Regions from separate parts of the Homo sapiens genome. Here region 2 is linked to region 1. A link is an interaction called in ENCODE POLR2A ChIA-PET data of the cell type or tissue named here. Cell type or tissue: OCI-LY7. All regions are shown on one strand. Links, peaks and the distances in the headings refer to the core of each region. The heading gives the core; the rest is flanking DNA. Region 1 overlaps SNRNP27 (small nuclear ribonucleoprotein U4/U6.U5 subunit 27). Region 2 overlaps TIA1 (TIA1 cytotoxic granule associated RNA binding protein).

Region 1 (2,912 bases), core at 225-2,724:
TTTTACAAAAGACTGTCCAAGATGATTCTAGTACCTTAGCTTATAGCATTTTCAATCACATGATTCATAATCTAAATTAACTGGACTATTAATCTTTTATCAGCGACAAAGTTAGAGAGAAAGGCAATGTTTGAAAATATCTTGACTTTTTCATTCATTAAGAATTCAGTGAGATTTCATGTATGGATTGGTTCGCTCCAAAACTGTGGTACAAATAAAATATGCCTATACTTAACAGAAGAATATATTTACAGTTGAAATCCTTACATAATCAATCTAGTTTAGGAGGGATCTATCTTATACCTAAATTATAATGAAATCAAAGCCCATAGACTTGAAATTATGCTTTTCTGAGGAAATTACTATCTATAGTCCTAAAATATTTAAGCCAACTACCCTCTCTCTAATAGCTATTAGCTTACATGTAAATGGGAAAACAATTTTAACACACCAGAATATAAGCAATGAATATTTCATTCAAACAAGGAACAGTATGGAAAACTGCTACATTTCCTACAAACATGATTATCTCATAATAAAGTTTGAAGTAAAAAACTGATTTATTAGTTCAAACATAATAATGGGGGCTATGCATACCTGTACTTCCTCTTCTGAGAGACATTTATGGCATAGGCATTTACAGAGCCATCCACCTTCTTACCCTGAAGAAAAACAATAAACAAACAGACAAAAAACAGGAAGGATACATTAAATCAGGATACATGAAAGCAGGTGTGGTGGCAGTGGCATGTACCTGTACTCCCAGCTACTTGGCGGAAGGCTAAGGTGGGAGGATTGCTTGAGCCCAGGAGTTTGGGACTGCAAGTAGCCATAATCACACCAATGCACTCCAGCCTGGGCAACTGAGCATGATCCAGTCTCAAAAAAAAAAAAAAAAAAAAAAGAAGAAGAAGAAAGGAGGAGAAAGGAAGAAGGAGGAAGGAAGAGGGAAGTAGGGGAGAAGCGGGGGCCGAGGGGGAGGAGGAGAAGGAGAAGCAGCAGAAGAAGCGGCAGCGGCAGCAGCGGAAGGGGAAGAAGCAGAAGAAAAGCAGAAGAAGAAAAGAAGCAGAAGCAGCAGTAGCAGAATAAACAGAAGCAGCAGCAGCAGAAGAAACTGAAACAGCAGCAGCAGAAGCAGAAGAAGAAGCAAGAGCAGCAGAAGGAGCAGCAGAAGGAGCAGCAGAAGAAGCAGAAGCAAAAGAAGCAAGAGCAGCAGCAGCACAAGCAGCAGAAGAAGCAGAAACACAAGCAGCAGAAGCAGAAGAAGCAAAAGCAGCAGAAGGAGCAGCAGAAGCAGCAGAAGCAGAAGCAGAAGCTAGAGCAGCAGCAGCACAAGCAGCAGCAGCAGCAGAGGAAACAGAAACAGCAGCAGCAGAAGCCGAAGAAGAAGCAAGAGCAGCAGAAGGAGCAGCAGAAGAAGCAGACGCAGAAGCAGAACCAGAAGAAGCAGGAGCAGCAGCAGGAGAAGCAGCACAAACAGAAGCAGCAGCAAGAGCAGCAGCAGCAGCAGCGGAAGTAGAGGAAGGAGGAGGAGGAGGAAGAAGGAGGAGGAAGGAGGAAGGAGGAGGAGGAAGGAGAAGAAAGAAGGAAGGAGGAAGGAGAAGAAAGAAGGGAGGAGGAAGGAGGGAGGAGGAAGGAGGAAGGAGGAAGGAGGAGAGTCCAATGAGGCAGAGATAATTTCCAGATCCTATGAGCTCCCAAGTGGTATAACTCTCTGCTCACATTTTTACAATCGTGTATAAGCAATTAATATTCAAACCAACAAACATTCACAGTGTATGTACTATGTGCAAAGCATGCTGAGAAAGTAGGGTAGCAGAATCTAATCTTTTCTGGTCAAAGAATACCTTGAAACCAGATAAAAGGTATAATCTCCAGAAAAACTCACATTCACACAAAATTTAACTTACAACCTTAGCTAATAATATTCTCATATCATGGCTGGAATGGTTGCCATTCATCTAAATCCCATTTCTTGTACAACCCTTGCAATTTTTTGTTCATTTTAAAAATTATTATTTTTTAGACACAGGGCCTCACTGTCGCCAGGTTGGAGTGCAGTGGCGTGATCATAGCTCACTGCAGCCTCAAACTCCTGGGCTCAAGTGATCTTCCTGCCTCAGCCTCCCGAGTAGCTGGGACTACAGGCACATGCCACCAAGCTGGGCTAATTTTTAATTTTTTTTTTCTGTAGAGATGGGATCTCACTATGTTGCCCAGGCTGGTCTTGAACTCCTGGTCTCAAGCAATTCTGCTGTGTTGGTCTTCCAAAGTGCTGGAATCCCAGGCATGAGCCGTTGTGCCCAGCCCAATTTTGATCTTTAAATCAAGAATCAGAACAGAATAACAGACACAAATGCTAGGTTGTTATGTGTTACTCCATCTTGACCTTTCTGAATGTAGCACCCATCCTCTTTTTCACAAATTCTTGTTCAGGTCTTCTGATCAGCCAAGTCAACTCAACATACCCACTTTCCCCCATGTTGTTCCTCATGCCTGAATTGCCTTCCCTGCCTCCAACTTGAACTATCTGGTTATTACCCATTGTTCAAGGCCCAATTCAAACATTCCAGGTGCCAGGAAGTGCCCTCTTCTCTAACTGCTGAAAAATGTTAACTGTGCCTTCCTCACAGTACCCTCTATTTCTTTCTTTCTTTCTTTTTTTTTTTTGAAATGGAGACTTGCTCTGCCACTAGGCTAGAGTGCAGTGGCGCAATCTCGGCTCACTGCAACCTCCGCCTGTCGGGTTTAAGTGATTCTCCTGCCTCAGCCTATCGAATAGCTGGGACTACAGGCATGCACCACTACGCCCAGCTAATTTTTGTATTTTTAGTAGACATGGGGTTTCATCATGTTGGCCAGGATGGTCTTGACCTCTTGACCTCGTGATCCCCCGCCTCGGCCTCCCAAAG
Region 2 (2,912 bases), core at 226-2,725, 330 kb before region 1:
AAAAAAAACTTGGGGGAACGTCAATGTTCTTAGTAGTAGTAATACCATAGAAGTAGAAATAATTGCAATGCCTTTTAGGTTTGATGGTATACATTTTTTTTTTTAATTGAGATGGAGTCTCGCTCTGTTGCCCAAGCTGGAGTGCAGTGGCACCATCTCGGCTCACTGCAAGTTCCGTCTCCCAGGTTCACGCCGTTCTCCTGCCTCAGCCTCCCGAGTAGCCGGGACTACAGGCGCCCACCACCACGCCCAGCTAATTTTTTATATTTTTATTAGAGACGAGGTTTCATCGTGTTAGCCAGGATGGTCTTGATCTCCTGACCTCGTGATCCGCCCACCTCGGCCTCCCAAAGTGCTGGGATTACAGGCATGAGCCACCGCACCCAGCCTTTTTTTTTCTTTTTAAAGACAGTCTTGCTCCGTCACCCAGGCTGGAGTGCAGTGGCGTGATCGGGGCTCGTTGCAACCTCTGCCTCCTGGGTTCAAGCAATTCTCATGCCTCAGCCGTCCCCCAGTAGCTGGGATTACAGGCAGGCGCCACCACGCCCGGCTAATTTTTGTGTTTTTAGTAGAGAAGGGGTTTCACTGTGTTGGCCAGGCTGGTATCAAACTCCTGCCTCAAGTGATCCTCTCTCCTCAGCCTCCCAAAGTGCTGGGATTACAGGTGTGAGCCACCTCGCCCAGCCATTATTGTATAAGATATTTTATATAACTAATGATGATTCATTTGAGTGTTTTTAAAGCTTGTCTTCCTAAGGTAAGCCTGGAAACGTAGAAACAAGCAATCAGTTTGCAAAACGATGACTAAAACAGACAAGCACATACTAGCTTCCCCTTCACTAGCAAGGTGTAATATATTTTCTTTTTTGAGACATAGTCTCACTCTGTTGCCCAGGCTGGAGTGCAGTGGTGCAACCTCAGCTAACCCAGCCTCTGCCTCCTGGGTTCAAGTGATTCTCCTGCCTCAGCCTCCCAAGTAGCTGGGTTTACAGATGTGCACCACCATGCCTGGCTAATTTTTGTGTTTTTAGTAGAGACAGGGTTTCACCATGTTTACCAGGCTGGTCTCAACTCCTGGCCTCAGGTGATCTTCCCACCTTGGCTTCCCAAAGTGCTGGGATTACAGGCGTGAGCCACCACACCTAGCTAATATATTTTCAAATAACATACTTTACATCTGTTTTCAAAGAGATTTTGAAGTGTTGGCAAACTTTTAAAAGTTACTCCCAAATATTATAGTTTAAGGCAAAGATCTGCCTATTTCTCAAGTTTAATTTTTAATGAACAACTTTAGAAACCGATGGAGAATAAGCAAATTAAAAATGGTAAATCAAGGGCTGGGCACAATGCCTCATGCCTGTAATCTTTAAGATTACACTTTGGGAGGCCAAGGCAGGCAGATCGCTTGAACCCAGGAGTTTGAGACCAGCTCAGCAACATGGTGAAACGCCTTCTCTACAGAAACTGTAAAAAAATTAGCCAGATATGATGGCACACGCCTGTGGTCCCAGCTACTTGGGAGGCTGAAGTGGGAGAATCCCTTGTGCCCAGGAGGTGGAGATTGTAGTGAGCCAAGATTGCGCCACTACACTCTAGTCTGGGCAACCCAGAAGACCTTGTCTGAAAAAAAAATAAATTGAGGTAAATTGAGCTGGGTGTGGTGGTTCCTCTAGTCCGTTACTCAGGGGACCAAGGCAGTAGGTTTGCTTGAGGCCAGGAGTTTGAGAGCAGCCTGAGCAATATAGCCAGACTATTTCTCTTAAAAAAAAAAACCGGGTGCAGTGGCTCACACCTGTAATTTCAGCACTTTGGGAGGCTGAAGCAGGCGGGTCACCTGAGGTCAGGAGTTGGAGACCAGCCTGACCAACATGGAGAAACCCCGTCTCTACTAAAAATACAAAATTAGCTGGGTGTGGTCACGCATGCCTGTAATCCCAGCTACTCGGGGAGGCTGAGGCAGGGGAATCACTTGAACCCTGGAGGCGGAGGTTGTGGTGAGCCGAGATCGTGCCATTGCACTCTATCCTGGGCAACAAGAGTGAAACTCTGTCTCAAAAAAAAAAAAAGGTAAATTGTTTCTCTTTGTGTTTCAGATACGTCGGTAACCTTTCCAGAGATGTGACAGAAGCTCTAATTCTGCAACTCTTTAGCCAGATTGGACCTTGTAAAAACTGCAAAATGATTATGGATGTAAGGGTATTTTACTTAGTTAACTTTATTCTTTTTTTTTTTACACATTACTTAAAGCCATTGCTTGGAAGGAATTCTTAGTTTACCATGGTCTAAATATAGTATAAATTATTAGTTTACTGTAGTCTAAATATAGTCTTAGTTTACCATATTCTAAGTTAATAGGGATTTTAGTGAATTTGTAATGAACCTGTTTTGACAGCTGAATTTAATTTGTTTTATTACATGATGGAAGATGACAATAGAACTAGTTATTTCTAGATCAGATGGGAACATATATATGGGCTCTTTCAGGTGCATTGAGGCATCAGAAATGTTTATATGTGGTGTCAACTGGTTGGCTAATAAATTCAGCTCTTACAATTAAATTGGAAAACAGGTTTAAAAATAATAGGCATTTGGTACAGTGAAAGTATTTTTAACTTTATTTTTAAAGGTCATCATTCAAGTTTTTCTTGTATTTAGGCAATTCCTATTTATGAGACAATGTATTAAACACACACACATACACACACACACACACACACACACACACACTCATTCATCTAATTGGTGTTAACCCTGAATCATAATAGGTATAAAAAGACATTTAGGGAACATTTACCCCATTTCCCTGGAGTCTTTGTCTCCTGGTTGGGGGGAAAAGACTTTAAATTTTTTTTTGAGACGGAGTTTTGCTCTTGTTGCCCAGGCTGGAATACAATGGTGCGATCTCGGCTCGC

The links. Peaks named below come from ENCODE experiments on the same cell type or tissue, not always from the same donor. Only the 100,000 strongest peaks of a DNase experiment are listed, where the experiment ranks them.
Region 2: POLR2A ChIA-PET joins it to region 1 with 6 read pairs; 14 of 35 experiments call an interaction of 5 or more read pairs at or near these places.

The regions. Positions count from the first base shown.
Region 1 is chr2:69,900,931-69,903,842 of GRCh38, reverse strand. It overlaps SNRNP27 (small nuclear ribonucleoprotein U4/U6.U5 subunit 27), which reads right to left. Exons shown (of 6, transcript NM_006857.3): 5 at 598-662. Among named protein-coding and RNA genes, the nearest start is that of SNRNP27, 8.4 kb to the right of the region's middle. In OCI-LY7, for the core only: no CTCF peak of the experiment used is centred there; a DNase peak (open chromatin) is centred at 1,232; H3K4me3 peaks cover 2,413 bases; H3K27ac peaks cover 2,500 bases.
Region 2 is chr2:70,235,357-70,238,268 of GRCh38, reverse strand. TIA1 (TIA1 cytotoxic granule associated RNA binding protein) reads left to right here. Exons shown (of 13, transcript NM_022173.4): 2 at 2,094-2,190. Among named protein-coding and RNA genes, the nearest start is that of TIA1, 12 kb to the left of the region's middle. In OCI-LY7, for the core only: no CTCF peak of the experiment used is centred there; no DNase peak of the experiment used is centred there.